Regions from separate parts of the Homo sapiens genome. Here regions 1, 2 and 4 are each linked to region 3. Evidence: chromatin loops called from intact Hi-C (ENCODE). Cell type or tissue: ascending aorta. All regions are shown on one strand. Region 1 overlaps NUBP1 (NUBP iron-sulfur cluster assembly factor 1, cytosolic). Region 2 overlaps LINC01290 (long intergenic non-protein coding RNA 1290). Region 3 has its middle 11 kb from the start of TVP23A. Region 4 overlaps LOC400499 (putative uncharacterized protein LOC400499).

Region 1 (5,000 bases), 73 kb after region 3:
TGAGTGCTGGATGAGGTGAGACTATGGGTCGTCCTGACTGATTCTGGCCAGTGAGATCAAATCAAACCTCCTTTGCTGGGCTTTCTTAAGTGTGGAGGAGAACGTCATGAAGAGAAGTCAGGCGTAACTGTGGAGATGGAGAAGAGCCCTCAGTTTCTCAGGCCCCTGAGATGGATAGCACCATGGTCCTGCCTGCAGTTGCTCTCTGCAGGACTTACAGAGAGGAAACTTCCTATCGCTCTCCTCTCAGCTCGGGCTCACCATGGGCCTTGGAGTACAGCCACTAGGTGACTGCTACAGAGGGTTGCTGGGTGTCACTACGGAAGAAGCGAAGGCACCCAGTGGCTTATCCCGAAATCCCTATCTGCACCCAGCTGGTTCTGTTGAAAACTGGAGAGATTTCCTAAATCATCCTGGGATGTAAACGGAAAATCCACTGTAGGCTGGGGGACCTGACACATGGACACGGCAAGGCTGACGGGGCCAGGCAGCACAGTATGAATTATAACTGCACTGGTGGTTTCCCTAGTTTCCTCAAGGAAAGTTCAAAAAGCATTCTTGACCCACTATTGTTTAATCCATGGACTAAAAAAAAACCAAATCGTTGAATGGTTGTCAGCTGCAAATGTCTAGACCAAAGATGAAGTTTTTCTTATTTTTATCTTTTGGGACAAGGCCTCACTCGCTTGCGCTGGCTGGACTGCACTGGCGTGATCATGGCTCACTGCAACCTCCTTTCCCCAGGCTCAAATGATCCTCCTACCTCAGCCTCCCAAGTAGCTGGAACTACAGGCGCGAGCCACCATGCCTGGCTAATTTTAAAATATTTTTTGTAGAGATGGGGTTTTGCTATGTTTTTCAGGCTGGTCCCGAACTCGTGGGCTCAAGTGATCCTCCCATCTCAGCCTCCCAAAGTCCTGGGATTACAGGTGTGAATCACTGTGCTGGCTGAAGTTTTTAACACGAGGTTTCTGCAGACCCACATCAGATGCAGCTGCGGAACACACACTGGGAAGAGCCTTGGTGAGACCAGAGTATCAGAGCCAGGTAGGAAAGAAATCTCACAGTGTGGAGCACAGTTTGGACCCAGCTCCAGCTGGCAGCTCGCTCACCTGGGGAGTGGTGATGATCACTGCTCCATCGATGTGTGCTGTGGCCAGGTACCGGACGACCGAGAGGTGTTCATCCGACGTCCCAGGTGGGGTGTCCACAATGAGGTAGTCGACCTCTCCCCAGTCCACATCTCGGAGGAACTGCTTGATCATGCCTAGAAAGAGGAATCCACAGGGGATGCTTACTTTTCCTTTCTTTTCTGTACTTTCAACTCCCTCTTTTTTTTTTAAAGGATGGGGTCTTGCTATGTTGCCCAGGTTGGCTCTTAACTCTGAGGCTCAAGCAATCCTCCCACCTCAGCCTCCCAAGTAACTAGGACTATAAGTGCGTGCCACTGTGCCCAGCTCACGGAGAAGCATGATCTGATCTTTTTGTGCCTTTGGTCTATGCTGTAAGTCAGTGGCTCTCAACTGGGAGTGAATTGCAATGTCTGGAGACATTTTGGGTTGTCACAAATAGAGTAGGGGGTGCTACTGGCATCTTGTGGGTAAAGGCCAGGGACACTGTTTAACACCCTATGGTGTAGAACACGGTCTACTCCTCCCCCCAACAAAGACTTATCTGGCTCAAAATATCAATAGTGCTGAGGCTAAAGCTTGCCCTGATAACACTTTCACATTATTACCTTAAGTCTCAGTACCAGATCAACCTCCTGTTGATCTCACCTCTCTGACCCAAATAAGCCACTATAAAACCATGATAAAAATAATTTCAGGGTTCTATAGCTTTTTTTTTGAGAAAAAGTCTCGCTCTGTCACACAGGCTGGAGTGCAGTGGCATGATCTTGGCTCACTGCAACCTCCGCCTCCTGGGTTCTCCTGCCTCAGCCTCTCGAGTAGCTGGGATTACAGGTACGTGCCACCATGCTCGGCTAATTTTTTATGTTTTTGGTAGAGACAGGGTTTCACCATGTCGGCGAGGCTGGTCTTGAACTCCTGACCTCAGGTGATCCACCTGCCTCGGCCTCCCAAAGTGCTGGGATTACAGGCGTGAGCTACCACACCCGACCAGGGTTCTACAGCTTTTAAGGAGAGAAAAACTCACAGCAGATATTTATAATTACGTAATGGAAACTGGTATTTCTATTAGCTCTTTTCAACCAGTGAAGAAAGAGGCACTGGATGGTTAAAAATAATATACTGTGAAGTCCAGCAGGCTGAGACTGGCAGGACAGGGAGCAGATAAAGCCAAGAGCCACAACGCTCGTGGAAGAATGTGAGAGACAAAAAAAGGCAGAGTGGCAAACCGTTTTTCTTGGGTCCCCTCCAGATAACAGCATCATCAGGACTGCTGAGCAGGAAGCCCACTGACATCACCCCCAGGTTGTCTTCCACGTACTGCAGAGGGAACAGGGTGAGGGCAAGACACGCTTTACTCAAAACCACACAGTGAGGCCCTCCCCCAGGTCTTCTGTTTGAGCTCTGACTGAAAAAAACATTTTCAGGACAAAACTACCATGTGACCTATGAGCATATTCACTCTTTGCTCCTAAATCATTTTTGGAAAAAAAAAAAAGGGTACCATGTTGGGGGATTTGAAAGAGGCACTGTATGTCCATGGGCTGCAGTGACGGCAATGACAGGGAACTCAGCTAAAATAAGTAAATGTCATCTCCTTAACTCTTTTATTTTTTTATTTTTCATTTTTTTGAGATGAAGTCTGGCTCTGTTGCCCAGGCTGGAGTGCATGGTGCAATCTCAGCTTGCTGCAGCCTCTGCCTCCCGGGTTCAAGCAATTCTCCTGCCTCAGCCTCCCGAGTAGCCAGTGTTACAGGCGCGTGCCACCATGCTCGGCTAATTTTTGTATCTTTAGTAGAGATGGGATTTCGCCATGTTGGCCAGGCTGGTCTCGAACTCCTGGCCTCAAGTGATCTGCCTGGCTTGGCCTCCTAAAGTGCTGGGATCACAGGTGTGAGCCACTGCACCCTGCCTCCTTAACTCTCTTAACCAGAGATTTACAAACTATGGACTTCAGGGCCAAATCTGGCCCACCATCTGTGTTTGTAAATAAACTTTTATTGGAATACTGTCCTGGTTGTTCAGTTACATATTACTACTTTTGTGCTACAACAGCAAGGAATGTAGGCCCACATGCTGAAAATCTTTACCGTCCCACACTTTACAGAAAAAGCCTGCCAATCACTGGTTTTAATCACATCCTCTGTGCCTCGAAAAGTACCCTAATAAATACCTATGGACCAACAAACCACAAACCCATTATGTACACACAACCACACACTACTGTGAAAATAGGGCAAAGAGGTGAAAACTCACCACTGGAGACCAGCCTGAGCCACTCTGGTGAACCTGTGTGAACATGAGCACCGATGTTCATTAGTAGAAATCATGTACCCTGGTCACATTTCATGCACAGACAAATTGTACAAAGTAAGACGATGGTTTTTTAAAATATAATTCATTGTCTTACATGGTACCACGAAATTCCTAAAAGGAGGTGAACAGCTAGGGCGTGGGTAATAAAGATGCAACTCAACTCCCTTTGTGCCCTAAGCTGGGTTATTTGGAAACTCTACTTGGATGTCTAGATAGGGAACCAAAGTTACTCAAGTTCAAATATGATGTTGTGTCTAAGGTATCTTAAAAGAGTCATAAAAATCGGCTGGGGACTGATGAGAAAATGCAGATACCTGTGGAGCAATGAGGTGGCTTTTGTAAAAGCACAGGAGTGAAGGGAATGAGCTCTCACGAAACAGCTGATTCAGAACCTGTCCCCAATCAGCTCCAGCCACAAAGGGGAGCTTCCTGGGGCAACAAGATTCAGACCTCTTCCCCCCAGCAGGTGTCCAGCAGCACACAAAGCGCACACTGAAAGTTTAATTTTCTTGATGAAGCCTTACTTTTCTCAACAGATTTACTGAGACATGATTCATAGACAATATGACTCACCCATTGAATGAGTGGCTTTCTGTACAGTCACAAGCATGCAGCCATCACCACAGTTTTATTTTTTATTTTTATTTTTGAGATGGGGTCTTGCCCTGTCGACCAGGCTGGAGTGCAGTGGCGTGATCCTGACTCACTGCAACCTCCACCTCCCAGGTTCAAGTGATTCTCCTGCCTTAGCCTCCCAGGTAGCTGAGATTATAGGTGCCCGCCACCATGCCCAGCTAATTTTTGTATTTTTTGTAGAGACGGGGTTTCACCATGTTGGCCAGCCTGGTCTCAAACTCCTGACCTCAAGTGATCCACCCGCCTTGGCCTCCCAAAGTGTTGGGATTGCAGGTGTGAGCCACTGTACCCAGTCACCACAATTTTAGAACATTTGCCTGACTCTTAAGAAGAATCCCTATACCCCTCAGCTGTCACCACCCCCCACAGTCTGTCTCACATCCTCCCAGCCTTACAGGACCCCTAATCCACTTTCTCTCACTGTGGACTGACCTATTCTGCACATTTCATGTAAGTGGAATCACACAACATGCGGTCCTCTGTGACTGACTTCGAAGTTCTATTAAAAGACACCCAGCCAGGCACAGTGGCTCACACCTGTAATCCAAACACTGCGGGAGGCTGAGGCGGGAGGATCACCTGAGGTCAGGAGTTCGAGACCAGCCTGGTCAACATGGTGAAACCCCAACTCTACTAAAAATACAAAAAATAGCTGGACGTGGTGGCGTGTGTCTGTAATGCCAGCTATTCAGGAGGCTGAGGCAGGAGAACTGCTTGAGCCCGGGAGGCGGAGGTTGTGGTGAGCCGAGATCGCGACACTGCACTCCAGCCTGGGCAACAAGAGTGAAACTCTGTCTCAATAAAATAAATAAAATAAAATAAAATAAAATAAAATAAAATAAACCCCACAAAACCATTCATTCCTATTTACACTCGTTTGCTAAGTCCATTTGTCTTAAAAGAGGGGTAAACAGGATG
Region 2 (5,000 bases), 320 kb after region 3:
GCATGTCACATGGCCAGGGCAGGAGCAAGGGTGGGGGCGCCACACATTTTTATTTTATTTATTTATTTTTGAGACAGAATTTCACTCTTTTTGCCCAGGCTGGAGTGCAATGGCGTGATCTCGGCTCACTGCAACCTCCACCTCCCAGGTTCAAGTGATTCTCCTGCCTCAGCCTCCTGAGTAGCTGGGATTACAGGCAGGTGCCAACACCCCCAGCTAATTTTGTATTTTTAGTAGAGACGGGGTTTCACCATGTTGGCCAGGCTGGTCTCCTACTCCTGACCTCAGGTGATCTGCTCCCTCGGCCTCCCAAAGTGCTGGGATTACAGGCGTGAGCCACTACGCCCAGACACCACACAGTTTTAAATGACCAGATCTCATAAGAACTCACTATCACAAGGACAGCACCAAGTGGATGGCACTGAACCATTCATGAGAAACCACCTCCATGATCCAATCACCTCCAACCAGGCCCTACCTCCAACACTGGGGAGGAAAATTCAATGTGAGATTTGGGTGGGGACAAATATACAAACTACATCAACACCCCGAATTCTTTCTGGAGAGCTCTCTCTGCCTCCCTGTGGGCAATGTCTTGTAGAGGTCAATCAAAGTGACTTGTAGCATATGACCCAAGCCAGGCCAATCAACTTCCTCTTTCGGAGCCTCTCCTGGGCTCCCCAGTGGGATGCCACAAGGATGGAAACCCAGTTGATCTTGATTCCTCCAGCGCCTGTCTCCTATGAAGTCTCCCCTTCAGCCTCTTCTCTGATATTCTCCTTGCTGTGTGTTGAGCCTTCTCTAGCCCAGAGCAAGATTCTGGGGGTTACCCCATGTGCTTCCCCCAGCCCCTCTCCTGATTAAGTTCTGGTGCTCTCAGCAACTCTGAGTTTTCTGAAGGTTTTCTCTCCTTTTTTTTTTTTTTTTTGAGATGGAGTCTCACTCTGTCACCCAGGCTGGAGTACAGTGGCACAACCTCGGCTCACTGCAACCTCTGCCTCCTGGGTTCAAACGATTCTTGTGCCTCAGCCTCCCTAGTAGCTGGGACTACAGGTGCATATCACCACGCCCGGCTAATTTTTTTTTTGTATTTTTAGGAGAGACGGGGTTTCACCATGTTGGCCAGGCTGGTCTCAAACTCCTGACCTCAAGTGATCCTCCCGCCTCCGCCTTTCAAAGGCTGGGATTACAGGTGTGAGCCACCACACCTGGCTGAAGATTTTCTCTCTTATTCCATGACTGCATCCTGCTGCAATGCTCTGGAAACCTTCGTCCTGTTTTATATTTTCAAAGGGAGCAGAAAAGAGTTGAGGTTTCCTATGTGATTTATTTGGCCACATTCAACTTAGTCCATCAGATAAGCTTTGTTATCGTTGACTACATAGACTGCATGGCTTCTATGGTTTCATTGAGATTTGAACACTTTTCACTTGTGTTGGATTTTCAGCTTAAACTAATTTATTTTAATTGACGTCATTCAATTCCAATTTTATAAAAGGATGAACGCACGACGGAAAAGAGTAGGGAACATTTTGCTTGATGAGAAAATCCGCCAGCAAGGATGTTGGGCTCTAAGCAGAACTGAAGCTCTGGAATTAAGAACACAGCCAAGGAAGAGCTCTGGACTCTGAGTTTAAAGAAGCTGACTGACTTGTAAGGCAATTCCAGGTAAGATTGGTGAATCAAGTTAAGAATCAAAAGCAACTGAGATCAACGTGGAGGCCTGGAAGGTAAGGGCCATATTTTACCTAGATACTAGCTTAGAGACTTGCTACATTGGCACTGTATTTTAAGTATGTTATTTAGTAGTATTGTGAAATCAACTGGTTTCAACATTGAAAAGGATAAAAATAGCTTATGAAAACAAAACGGTTTTTTTTTTTTTTAAAGGATAAGGTGCATGTTTAATTTCAATTGCAGAAATGAAGGGAAGAGGCACTCCTGCCACCTGGTGGGCATTTATCCAAATTGTTTGTTCAGGTCTTTTAGGGGTGAAATTCGGGTTGTTGAATCTAGGTTGAACACACAAACATTCCAGCCCCAGCAGCAGTTGGGTCTTATTTCCTTCCCCTTGACCTGGGATCTGTACCTTTCTGTTTCCAATTAAGGCCTTTATAAATGAAAGCAACCTGGTTTGGCCAGATAAAAGTTCATGTCTCCTTGCCCGTGTCCTTGTGAACTGTATGACACTGCTCTCTGGAAATCTCGTGTGTGTACTTTTCACTTGTTAACCTCCTGTGTCCCCCACTACAAGGTCAGCTGCAAGAAGGCAGGGATTCTGTCTGGTCTTGCTATTCATGATAGTGCCTGGTACACTGTCTGGCATATTGGTCGATAGTTCCCTGATGAATGAAAATTTAACAAATAGGTGAAAACAGAGTTTTGGGTTGCCTGAGTGGCATGTTCCAAACCTTTACCATATGGTAAACCTCTTAGTTCAACTGCTAATAATTTCTTCTGTGTCTTGGGTTACAATCAACCTACCCAAGTTTGGCCTCTATCTTGCTGCAAGAAATAACTCCTGCCCATAGCTGTACCAGATTAGATTTATACAGAACCCAGTAGCCTGAAAGAAGACCTCCAATCCTACTACTTAACTATCCCAAATATCTCTCTGCTTGCTACTCATGGGTCCCAATTTGCAAGCAAGTGGTAGGTGAGTGTCCCTGGCTCATGGGACATTTTTTTTTTTTTCGTAAGGAGATAAGGGGTAGATAAGTAGAATTAGCCCAGTGGGAAATGATTTCAAGCTGCGGATTGATGATTAGGGTAATTTGTGGGTAGTCCAGAGAATGCCCCATGATCCTAAAGAATTACCATCATGCGTTGTTGCGATAGTGGTCAGATGAGTTTGAATTGATCATTGGCTGTGATTAGGGAGTCTCCTGTGCTGACCCATGTCCTCCCTTCAGAGGCATCTGGAACATCAATCCTGCAGATTATTCAGCTCATTAGGAATTCCCCGTGGAAGCTCAATACTTTCCTGAATCTGAATAGTTAAACCTCTGTGTTGCAAAAATCAAATACCATCTGGCTTTTGTGTTGTCTTGGCTAAATCCAGTCAATCCCAGCTTCTTCAATGGCATTTATGATATTCTGTTCCCACAAATCCAGAGAATCATAACTGGGTTAGAAACAGTTTTATTTAATCTTGGGTGTAGAAAGATTGTTTTCATAGATCAGACAGCATTTACCTCCATCAGAGTAAGAAAAAAGAATGTCCAGGTGTGTCCTTGCCCCAGTGATCACAGCATCTGTTGATATGTTCCTTGATATCAGTATATAGATCAAACTTACTGTCATCTTTAAAGAAGTTTACTTCATTCAAGTGCGGTGGCTCATGCCTGTAAAACCAGCACTTTGGGAAGCTGAAGTGGATGGATCACTTGAGGTCAGGAGTTCGACACTAGCCTGGCCAACATGGTAAAACCCTGTCTCTACTGAAAAAGTACAAAAATTAGCCAGGCATGGTGGCATGTGCCTGTAGTCCCAGCTACTCAGGAGCCTGAGGCATGAGAATCGCTCGAACCTGGGAGGTGGCGGTTGCAGTGAGCCAAGATCGTGCCACTGCATTCCAGCCTGGGCGACAGAGTGAGACTCCATCTGAAAAAAATAAATAAATAACTTAATGGCATTGACAAATGGTTGCCCACCCCACAAACCACCCACATACCCTAGTATCAAAATTATGGGAAATTGTTTCTTTCAAAGAGACTTCAGAAAAATATTGTATCCTGGTATAGAATGGATGGTTATTTCATTGTTTATATGAAAGGGCCTTGCTTGTTGACCAGTATTTGTATTTTAATTAATTTTTGTCCTTTCCCACTATCTAAGTAGCAAATCTGTCATAACTCCTGTGGTTACTGTCTTTTTAGACTTTGCCTGTGTGTTTGGATGTTTGGATTCCAGTAGAGAGGGTTCTTCCCCCGACACAGTCCCACCACTCGTAGTTCAATTGCAGGAGAGGAAAAACTTCATTTATCCTGTTAGATTCTGTGACTGGAGTCTGTAAGTTAAACTGACAACAGGTAGATGAACAGGAGGAAAGACATACAAATTTTAATATTTTTACATGCATGGGGCTTCACATAAAAGGAGCAAAAATGCAAAGCAGTGGTTAGACTTGGGGGCTTATATACCATTTTCCTTTTTTTTTTTTTTGAGATGGAGTCTTACCCTGTCACCCAGGCTGGAGTGCAATGGCATGATCTTGGTTCACTGCAACCTCCGCCTTCTGGATTCAAGCAATTCTCCTGCCTCTGCCTCCCAAGTAGCTGGAACTACAGGCACAAGCCACCACGCCTGGCTAATTTTTTGTATTTTTAGTAGAGACTGAGTTTTACCATGTTGGCCAGGCTGGTCTCGAACTCCTGACCTCAGGTGATCTGCCTGCCTTGGCCTCCCAAAGTGCTGGGATTAGAGGCATGAGCCACTGTGCATGATCAAAAAAAGCAATTTTTAAAAAAAAATTACCCAGGAGTGGTGGTGTGTGCCTGTAGTTGCAGATACTCAGGAGGCTGAAGTGGGGGGATCTCTTGAGCCCAAGAGTTGGAGGCTGCAGTGAGCCATGATTGTGTCACTGCACTCTAGCCTAGGTGACAGAGAATCTGAGAAAGAGAGAGGGAGGGAGGGAGAGTTTGGGTTCCTAGGGCTGGTAAGTTGTGGAAAGATGACTAGGAAGTGGTGGGTAAGGGTTGTTTAGTAATGTTTGTCATGCCAACTCATCTCTGTGCCAGTCACCCTGCCTTGGTATAGAGAAACATCTTTACATGGGGAATTTCCCTGCTTTTAGGCAGAAAGGGAGTGGGTAGAGAGCTCTTTTTGTCTGCAGTTTCTCAGTTGCCCTCAGCTCAAAATAATCCTTATGCCGAAGTGGCCTCTTCTGGGGTAATGTATTCTGATCCCCTTCAACACCAATAGAAAATCAAGGTAGATACACACCCCTCCTCCCAAAGTCTCAAGAGGGTGAAAGGCAGGAACTGCAAGGATTATATTTG
Region 3 (5,000 bases):
TTCTGGGGAATCCCACCTGACAGCGGGTTTTTTTTTTTTGTCGTTGTTGTTTGTTTTTGAAACAGAGTCTCGCTTTGTCGCCCAAGCTGGAGGGCAATGGCACAATCTCAGCTCACTGCAACCTCTGCCTCCCAAGTTCAAGTGATTCTGCTGCCTCAGCCTCCTCAGTAGCTGGGATTACAGGCATGTGCCACCACAACCAGCTAATTTTTATATTTTTAGTAGAGACAGGGTTTTACCATGTTGGCCAGGCTGGTCTCAAACTCCTGACCTCAGATAATCTGTGTGTCTTGGCCTCCCAAAGTGCTGGGATTACAGGCATGAGCCACCATGCCCAGGTTACAACAGTAGGTTTTCAGGAGCAATGGCAAACTCGCCAGTGGCAGAGAATGAAGTGAGCACACTGGTGTCTGGGGGTGGTGAGCTCGACTCTGCAACCCCATCTAAGGGGGGATAGCACCGCTCAGCTCCCACCACAGGGAATTCAGGCTCCATGTCACCTGAGCTTCCTTAAGAAAAAACAGAAGTACAGACTTCAAAAAAAAAGTGACATCTGATTTTTCTTTTCTTTTCTTTCCTTTCTTTTTAAGAGACAGGGTCTCACTCTATCACCCAGGCTGGAGAGCAGTGATGTGATCACAGCTCACTGCAGGCTTGAACTCCAGGGCTCAAGCGATCCCACCACAGCCTCCCAAGTAGCAGGGACTGCAGGCACAGGCCACCATGCCCCGCCTGGTTAGTATTTTTATTTTTTATAAATAGATATGAGGTCTCGCTTTGTTGCCCAGGCTGGTCTTGAACTGGCTTCAAGAGATCCTCCTGCCTTGGCCTCCCAAAGTGCTGGAATTACTGGCGTGAGCTACTACACTTGGCCCCAATTTTCCAATACTGGCCATTAACTCCATGAACGCTGCCTATTTTTTTTTTTAACTATGCAGGTCCAACCCAAACATGTCTGGAGCCCAGAGTTGACCCTTGGGCAGGCACTTTGCAACCTTGGGTTAAAGGTTTGGCAGGGACTGTGCACCCCAGTTTTGTGTGATGGGAAAAGCTATGAGCAGGGAGCAGGTGGAGACCTGATATCTACTCATGGGTCTACCACTGGTTTGCTGTATGCACCTGCTTCAAAACCTCTCTGAGCCTCAATCACCTGATCTGTAAAATGGGTATCATGCCATGCACTTTACCTCCTGGAGTGAAAATAAAGGTGGCTTGACATAATTTATTTAGCAAACACTTACTATGTGCATGCAATGTGCTGAGTATGTGATAAAACATTAACTCCTAGCCAGACCCAGGGGCTCATGCCTGTACTCCTAGCACTTTGGGAGGCTGAGGCAGGAGGATCACTTGAGTCTATTCCAGACCACCCTGGGCTGCATAGCAAGACCTTGTCTCTATGAGAAATAAAAAATTAGCTGGGTGTGGGGTGTGCACCTGTAGTCCCAGCTACTAGGGAGGCTAAGGCAGGAGGATTGCCTGAGCCCAGGAATTGGAGGCTGTAGAGACCTATGATTGCAGCACTGCACTCCAGCCTGGGTGACAGTGAGACCCCCATCTAAAAGAAAAAAGAAAAAAAACAAATTAGCTCCTGCATTCTATCCAACAGCCCTGTAGGGAAAAGAAAGAGAGATCAGACTGTTACTGTGTCTATGTAGAAAGGAAAGACATAAGAGACTCCATTTTGAAAAAGACCTGTACTTTAAACAATTGCTTTGCTGAGATGTTGTTAATTTGTAGCTTTGCCCCAGCCACTTTGCCCCAGCCACTTTGACCCAACCTGGAGCTCACAAAAACATGTGTTGTATGAAATCAAGGTTTAAGGGATCTAGGGCTGTGCAGGACCTGCCTTGTTAACAAAACGTTTACAAGCAGTATACTTGGTAAAAGTTGTTGCCATTCTCTAGTCTCAATAAACCAGGGGCACAATGCACTATGGAAAGCCACAGGGACCTCTGCCCTTGAAAGCTGGGTATTGTCCAAGGTTTCTCCCCATGTGATAGTCTGAAATACGGTCTCGTGGGATGAGAAAGACCTGACTGTCCCCCAGCCCGACACCCGTAAAGGGTCTGTGCTGAGGTGGACTAGTAAGAGAGGAAAGCCTCTAGCAGCTGAGATAGAGGAAGGCCACTGTCTCCTGCCTGCCCCTGGGAACCGAATGTCTCGGTATAAAACCTGATTGTACATTTGTTCATTTCTGAGATGAGAGAAATACCGCCCTATGGTGGGAGGCGAGACATGTTTGCAGCAATGCTGCCTTGTTATTCTTTACTCCACTGAGATGTTTGGGTGGAGAGAAACATAAATCTGGCTTACGTGCACGTCCAGTCATAGTACCTTCCCTTGAACTTCATTATGACATAGATTCTATTGCTCACATGTTTATTGCTGATCTTCTCCTTATTATCACCCTGCCCTCCTACTGCATTCCTTTTTGCTGAAATAATGAAGATAATAATCGATAAAAACTGAGGGAACTCAGAGACCGGTGCCGGTGCCCGGTGCAGGTCCTTGGTATGCTGAGCGCGGGTCCCCTGGGCCCACTGTTATTTCTCTATACTTTGTCTCTGTGTCTTATTTCTTTTCTCAGTCTCTTGTCCCATCCGACTAGAAATACCCACAGGTGTGGAGGGGCAGGCCACCCCTTCACGGCCCTTAAAACAGGTCATGATTCTCATTTCACACTGAAGGAAACTGAGGTTCAGAGAGGTTTAGTAACTTGTCCAAGCTATTTATTTCCCGGCTGATAAGAGGCAGAGCTGAGCTTCAAAGCACGCTGACTGCAAAGTGTCTGAGTCCACAAACTGCTGTTTTGGTTTTTGTTGTTGTTGCTTTGGATACACAGGAAGGAGAGAGATGGGCAGTGACTCCCCGGCTTGCCTTGTGGGTCTCTGGACAAGCCGTCTGGGGAGGAACTGAGCCTGCGTGGGCGACGCTGGCACAGGGCAAAGCTTCCTGACCCAGTCTGGACAGGGGCCAGGGCTGGGCTAAACAACCTACCACTCTTTCTCCTCAGTGGAGCATTTCCCGTAAGTGGTGGCAGCCTGCCTGCTGGCTCGCAGACCTGCTAGGGCAGGCAGCCAGCCATTGCTTGGGCTCCTCCTGCAAGAGGCCCCCAGGGCTCCCAAATCGGGTCCTGGGTAATCTAAGTCCCGCTGCCCGCCCCAACCCAACCTCCCTGCGGCGGAGGGCCAGGCATGCTGCAGCGGCTACTCTGGGCTCCCCGCCTCATAGCTTAAATGCGTCCTCCATGTTGACATGCAGGGCAGGGCGTTTTGGGAGGGATGGGGACAGGTGGGCCTGTGCTGAAAGGTGGCGTGTGTGTGTGTGTGTGTGTGTGTGTGTGTGTGTGTGTGTGTGAAAGAGAGAACTAGATTGAGACCAGACCCCTCGGGAGGCAATAATCCAGGTCTCTGTGTCCCCTGAATTGTAAGGTCCTCATCAGGGGACTCTGCAGAGATTCGCTGCCAGGCGTGTGTTCTGAGTCGCTCATCCCTTTGTTCACCCACTCTCTGGCTGGCTTGTGGAATGCCAGCTGTGTACCTGGCCCCATGCTCTATGAACTTAAGAGACGCCTGCCCTTATGGAGACAGTACCCTAGTGGAGGCATGGGGAGGGGAATCTTACTAAACCAATAAGAAAACAAGAGAATTAGAGATCGTAGAAAGTGCTAGAAAGGGAACAAACATGTCAGGCCACAGTCTAGATCCCAGACCCTCAAGAGGGACTGAGAAACTGGGTGGGACATGAGCTGGGCTTCAGGGAAGGCCCCTTGCGGGGAGACCTCATATTTTCAGCCCTGAGAAAATCAGGAGGAGAAGGGCTTTCCTGGCCAGGGAGTCAGCAGGAGCGAAGGCCCTGAGCCAGGAAGAGGCTTGGAAGTTTCTGAAAATCTTGGAGTCTGGCCATTGTGGTCAGAGCATGATGAGTGGTGCAGGGAGAAGTGGGAAAGATCCGCAGTTCCTGACCAAGCAGGGCCCGGCTAGGTCACTTTCTCTAGTAGGGACAAGCTTCAGACCCCCCGGCTGCTAAGGGAGCGACCAGTGTCATGACCTCCCCAGCCCTGCCTCCATGGGAGGGGCCTGCCGACCTCTGGCTGCTCCAACAGGAGGCAGAGGTCCAGGGCCCATCCTGTCCACTGGGGTCACAGCCACTGTCCCCCATCCCGGCTGGCCGCAGAGAAGGCCCTGTTGACCTGACATTTCTGTCTCTTGTCCAGGCCCTTGAGTGACAAGAGGCCTTCTTTGGCCTGTTTGCTGACTTCTCCACGTCCCTGGTGACAGGGTGTGTTGCTGGGGAGGCCAGGCGGGCCACATCAAAACTTGGCTGTCCCTTTTGTTCCCTGGTCTGGAATTTCCCCTCTCTGTGCTTCTGGCATCCTGTCTCTACAAAAAATAAAATTAGCAGGCCGGGTGCGATGGCTTATGCCTGTAATCCCAACATTTTGGGAGCCCGAGACAGGAGGATCACTTGAGGTCAGGAGTTCCAGACCAGCCTGGCTAATGTGGCGAAACCCCATCTCTATTAAAAATACAAAAGTTAGCTGGGCGTGGTGGCGGGCGCCTGTAATCCCAGCTACTCAGGAGGCTGAGGCAGGAAATTGCTTGAACTCAGGAGGCGGATGTTGCAGTGAGCTGAGATGGTGCCATTGCACTCCAGCCTGGGTGACAGAGCAAGACTCTGTCTCAAAATAGATAAATAAATAAATAAAATAAAATAAGCTAGGCAGAGTGGGCATGTGCCTATGGTCCCAACTATACAGGAGGCTGAGGTGGGAGGATCACTTGAGCCCAGGATTTTGAGACCAGCCTGGGCAACATAGTGAGACCCCAACTCAAAAAAAAAAAAAAGGTAAAATTTATTTGCTTTGTCCCCCAGGCTGGAGTGCAGTGGTGTGATCTTGGCTCACTGACGCCTTCACCTCCTGGGTTCAAGCGACTGTCCTGCCTCAGCCTCCAGAGTAGCTGGGATTACAGGTGTGCACCACCACACCTGGCTAA
Region 4 (5,000 bases), 670 kb before region 3:
CCACCTCAGCCTCCCACAGTGCTGGGATTACAGGTGTGAGCCACCACGCCCGACTGTTTTCTGGTCTCTATAAGGAGGATGGCAGTGGTACCTCTATCCTGGTCTTATAGTGAGGAATGAAATGCTGTGTGTGAAGTGGTTCTCCTGGTGTCTGGCACTAAATCTGAGCACTTGAAATCAGAGCTATTATATTTATAAACACACATATTTAATGAGTCTGGAGATTAGGAAATCTGTGTGAGATGAGGTCAATAATTTCTACGATATGTGGAGGTCTCATTTAACCCTTGAGGTGTCTCTATGAAGTAGGTGCTCTCATCAACCCCATTTTGCAGGTGAGAAAACCGAGGCCCAAAGAGGTAGGGCAGCTTGCCCAAGGGATTGCAGCTGCTCTGCCCTTCACCTCAATTCTGACCTGAGACCTTGGGGTGTGTCCTCACTTTCCTGGGCAAGGGGGTGTCACCTGTCACTCCCCATCTTGTCCCGGCTAATAGTGAGTGCCAAGTCAGATGGCATCGGTAGGGAGCGGGAGTGAAGACACAGCTGGTGCCAGGCAGCTGGGGTCCCTGGGGGCATCAGAGACCCCTGCATTGGTAGAATGGACCCTACCAGGATCTGAGAGCCCCTGGAGCTGGTCCAGCCCTGGCTGTCCCTCCAGGTGGAATATAGGGAGCCCTTGCCTTCTGGCCCCTGACCGCAGGGTTTGAGGTGGGGCTGTTCCAGGTAGACTGTGTTGTTGGCTCTGCTCAGCAGACAAGAATCAGGCACTGACTCAGAGCCAGGCCCAGATTGGGTCCCAAGAGGCATCACCCACAGTTCACAGCCTAGCAGGTGGCACGCTGGCCACCAGGAATGCCAGAACCACCCAAGACCTGCCCTGGGCTTAGCCCATCTCCCTGGAAATGTCTGTCTCCTTCCCCTTCCCCCATTCCCCTCTGCCTCCCTTCCCCCTCTCCCCTCTCCCTCCCTTCCCCCCTCCCCTCTGCCTCCCTTCCCCCCTCCCCTCTGCCTCCCTTCCCCCCTCCCCTCTGCCTCCCTTCCCCCCTCCCCTCTGCCTCCCTTCCCCCCTCCCCTCTGCCTCCCTTCCCCCCTCCCCTCTGCCTCCCTCCCCCCTCCCCTCTGCCTCCCTTCCCCCCTCCCCTCTGCCTCCCTTCCCCCCTTCCTCTCTTTGCCCCCTTTCTCCCTTCCCCCTCCCCTCTTCCTCCCTTCCCCCCTCCCCCCCTTCCTCCTTTCACTCGTTTATTTGTACATATGTTCGATTCATGTGCAGTAACTAAGAGCACAAACCCATCTGGACTTCCTCATTTCAGATCCCAGCCCCATTCCTCACCAGCAGGACCTTGGGCAAGGTACTTTACTTTCCCAGGCCTCAATTTTCCCCGTCTGGACAATGGGACTATTTTGTAGAATGACCTTGCAGACCAGGTGAATTGTATGGTGTGTGCGGAGGGAAGTGGCTGTTGCCATTAGTCTGGGACACAGCACTGAGCCAAGCAGGTGGCATCGATCGGCTTGTGGAGCCCAGAAGCTTCCTCTACCTGCCTCACATGTGATGTTCCATGTGCAGGCCAGAGCTCATGCCTCTCTGGGCTGTATTTTCTTGTTCTGTCATCGAGTCAGCAAGGCCCTGCATGAGCCCTGGCAGGTTCTGGGAATGCACCGGGTTCGTGAAGCCTGGGGAGAGGAGGGGGGTGGGAAGTGGGGAGTGAGGGGCAAGCAGGGAGAGAGTATTTTAATGAACTTTTAATTTCGGATTAATTTTATTTATTTATTTAATTATTTAATCATTATTATTTTTTGAGACGGAGTCTCGCTCTGTTGCCCAGGCTGGAGTGCAGTGGCGCAATCTCGGCTCACTGCAACCTCCACCTCCCGGGTTCAAGTGATTCTCGTGCCTCAGCCTCCTGAGTAGCTGGGATTATGATGCACACCACCAGGCCCGGCTAATTTTTTTGTATTTTTAGTAGAAATGGGATTTCACCATGTTGGCCAGGCTTATCTCGAACTCCTGAGCTCATGTGATTTGCCTGCTTCGGCCTCCCAAAGTGCTGGGATTACAGGCATGAGTCACTGCGCCCGGCCTTCTTAATGGTGTCTTTCAATGAACAAAAGTTCTTCATGTTGGTGAAGTGTGGCTTCTTGATGCTTTGTAGCTGGTGTTTGATCTCCCCCAGGTCCCAGTGCTTCCTGGCTTGTCTTCTCCCAGTTCTGTTTTCTTAGCTTTTCAGGGAGGGTTGGTTTGAGCATGATGACTGAGCTTTAGAATCATGTTGGAAAAGTGAAATCAGCTTAATAAGGGTCACAGGTTTGAGGGTAATTTTATTTTTCCATCTTTAAAAATGAAAAAGTGAGTATTTTAAACAGACTTCTAACTGAAGTGTAAGTAAGCCTTCGTTAGAGATTTTTGCATTAAGATTGTTTTCTTCTCCTCCCATTTTTTTTTTAAATTTATTTCCCTTTCAAAATTGTTTGTTCTTCTCTTTGCGATGTGGTTTCTGGTTTTTGTGAAAACAGGGAAGGCTGGCCCTTCTGGGTTCATCCCCCGGGCAGCCATACACAGAACCAACTGGGTCATTACTGTGTGGACTGCTCAGCACCCAGGCCTCATGCTGGCCCAGTTGTCCTGGCAGGGCCACCGGAAGTGGCTCACAGATCTGGGCTCTCTGCCAGCCAAGTGGCACCAGCCTGCCCCACAGCCCTGCAGGCTGTGACCAGGCTTCTGGCTCCAGCTTTGGTCTGGGACAGGCCCGAGCCTGCCCTGTCTGTGCCCCCGCCGCCTTTCTTGGGCAAAGCAGTCAGAGGCGGGAACCTCCAGCAGGCGGCCCCTCCCATGTGCCGGAGAGCTTCTTAGTCTTTTTATAACCCCTGCCCTCCCAGCCAAGCCCGCTTGCCCTGCTCTGTATTAAGAAAACAGACAGCTTTGTTTTCTTTGCTCAAATATAGGGAAACATTGAATGTGCTTTTTCCAGGCTCCACACACCCCTGTCCTTTCACAAAGAAAATATGCAGTGAGATGCACACGCCAAGACCCACACGCATGCATCCTGAGCGCACGTGTACACACATGGGACACAACCCACACACACTGAAGCAGGCACCCATTGCACTGGGACGTGCACACGCACACTGGATCATGTGTACATGCACAGACCTGCACGTACACTGACACAGGCTCACACCAAGGCACAGGGACACACAAACACACAGGGATATGCACACACATGCTGGATCACGTGTACACACACAGACCTACACACACTGTTGCAGGCTCACACTGAGGCAGGCTTTCCCAGGACACCCACATGGGGAAATGCACGGACACACACCCACACCATAGACCTGTCAAGACACACACACACACACACACACACACACACACACACACACACACATTGAGGCATACACGCCAAGACTCACGTACCTGGAGATGCAGATATACACCCCAGTGTATGCACATGTGAAGACATGGCAGGACATGCACATACACACAGTAGGACACTCACCCAGTGGGACGTGTGGAGACAGCCACCCACACCTGGACACATGCATAGGCACACCAAGACACACTGGGCTGTGCGTGGGCACACAAGGGACACACAGTACACACACACGCACCTGGACGCATGGGCACATGCACACATCCAATGGGACACACGAGATGCCCACATGGGGACACGTGTGCACAGGCATCCACCAGGAAATACACGCATACTAGGGTACTCGAGTGCGCTGAGACACCTGCACACCCAAGTGGGAACGTACACACCCACAAGCACTAGGATTCTACAGCACACACCAATATGCACACACACAGATGCTTATGTTCACACCTTCACACAGTGTGCTCACACCCTAGCGTAGTAACACAGATCTGGTGAAGAGTCACGAATCCAGAGAAAGAACAGAGCTGGGCAGCTCGGGCGTGGTGGCTCACTCCTGTAATCCCAGCACTTTGGGAGGCTGAGGTGGGCAGATCACCTGAGGTCAGGAGTTCGAGACCAGCCTGGCCAATATGGTGAAACCCCATCTCTACTAAAAATACAAAAATTAGCCAGGCGTGGTGGCAGACATCTGTAATCCCAGCTACTCAGGAAGATGAGGCAGGAGAATCACTTGATCTCAGGAGGCAGAGGTTGCAGTGAGCTGAGATTGTGCCACTGGACTCCAGCCTGGGTGACAAGAGCAAGACTCCATCTCGAGAAAAAAAAAAAAAGGACAGAGCTAGGCAGAGATTTTATTTCTCCACAGCTGCCAAGCAGTCCCTGTTCTGGAGTGACGTGGGTCTAGCACAGAGGCCCCTGTTCACAGCCAGGGCCCCAGGGCTGGATTTTAGAGTGAGCCCAGAATTTGCATTTTGAGAAGCCGTGAGTGTTGGTATCATGCCTGGCCTGGGAGCCAGCCTCTCCTGGGTTAAGTCTCAGTTCTATCTATAGCTGTGGGCTACCTGAGGCACGTCCCTTACCCTTTCTGTGTCTCAGCTTCCTGTGTCTCAGCTTCCTGCTCTGCAAAATGGGAATGATAAGAAAGGCAACGTGTGTGACATGTTATCAGCAGTCTGGCTTGTAGTGAACACAGTTTGTTTACTAAGATTTGTTGGTCTAGACTAGGCACGGTGGCTCATGCCTGTAATCCCAGCACTTTGGGAGACCGAGGCGGGCAGATCACTTGAGGTCAGGGGTTCACCACCAGCCTGGCCAACATGGTGAAACCCGGCTTTACTAAAAATAGAAAAATGAGCCAAGGGTGGTGGCACGTGTCTGTAATCTCAGCTACGTGGGAGGCTGAGGCAGGGGAATCACATGAACCCAGGAGGTGGAGGTTGCAGTGGGCCTAGATAGGGCCACTGCACTCCAGGATGAATGAGAGAGCAAGACTCCATCTTAAAAAAAAAAAAAAAGATTTGTTGGTCTGATTTCTCTGAGGTGCCTGGGGCAGGGAGCAGCTGTGTCCTGAACCCCCTCCTGTTTGCCTTCCTTTCACTGAAGCCCTGGAGTGAGGGT

The links. Peaks named below come from ENCODE experiments on the same cell type or tissue, not always from the same donor. Only the 100,000 strongest peaks of a DNase experiment are listed, where the experiment ranks them.
Region 1: a loop joins it to region 3, with 5 times the contacts of the local background. A loop is called at or near these places in 42 of 110 quality-filtered maps.
Region 2: a loop joins it to region 3, with 4 times the contacts of the local background. A loop is called at or near these places in 4 of 110 quality-filtered maps.
Region 4: a loop joins it to region 3, with 9 times the contacts of the local background. A loop is called at or near these places in 2 of 110 quality-filtered maps.

What each region holds. Positions count from the first base shown.
Region 1 is chr16:10,754,140-10,759,139 of GRCh38, reverse strand. It overlaps NUBP1 (NUBP iron-sulfur cluster assembly factor 1, cytosolic), which reads right to left. Exons shown (of 11, transcript NM_002484.4): 5 at 3,387-3,419; 6 at 2,360-2,450; 7 at 1,113-1,267. It also overlaps a transcript of TVP23A not described here. Among named protein-coding and RNA genes, the nearest start is that of NUBP1, 13 kb to the right of the region's middle. In ascending aorta, no CTCF peak of the experiment used is centred here; a DNase peak (open chromatin) is centred at 2,379; H3K27ac peaks cover 3,053 bases.
Region 2 is chr16:10,511,731-10,516,730 of GRCh38, reverse strand. It overlaps LINC01290 (long intergenic non-protein coding RNA 1290), which reads left to right. Exons shown (of 2, transcript NR_149081.1): 2 at 1,499-1,889. Among named protein-coding and RNA genes, the nearest start is that of LINC01290, 14 kb to the left of the region's middle. In ascending aorta, a CTCF peak has its summit at 1,961 (motif pointing left); a DNase peak (open chromatin) is centred at 1,970; H3K27ac peaks cover 2,091 bases.
Region 3 is chr16:10,827,098-10,832,097 of GRCh38, reverse strand. No RefSeq gene overlaps it. Among named protein-coding and RNA genes, the nearest start is that of TVP23A, 11 kb to the right of the region's middle. RefSeq lists a silencer at 3,083-3,152. In ascending aorta, no CTCF peak of the experiment used is centred here; DNase peaks (open chromatin) are centred at 3,027, 4,007 and 4,307; H3K4me3 peaks cover 1,549 bases; H3K27ac peaks cover 3,096 bases.
Region 4 is chr16:11,495,281-11,500,280 of GRCh38, reverse strand. All of the region lies in intron 10 of LOC400499 (putative uncharacterized protein LOC400499), which reads left to right. Among named protein-coding and RNA genes, the nearest start is that of LITAF, 89 kb to the left of the region's middle. RefSeq lists enhancers at 1,574-2,122, 2,614-2,908, 2,886-2,935. In ascending aorta, no CTCF peak of the experiment used is centred here; DNase peaks (open chromatin) are centred at 2,070, 2,760, 4,389, 4,720 and 1 weaker place; H3K27ac peaks cover 5,000 bases.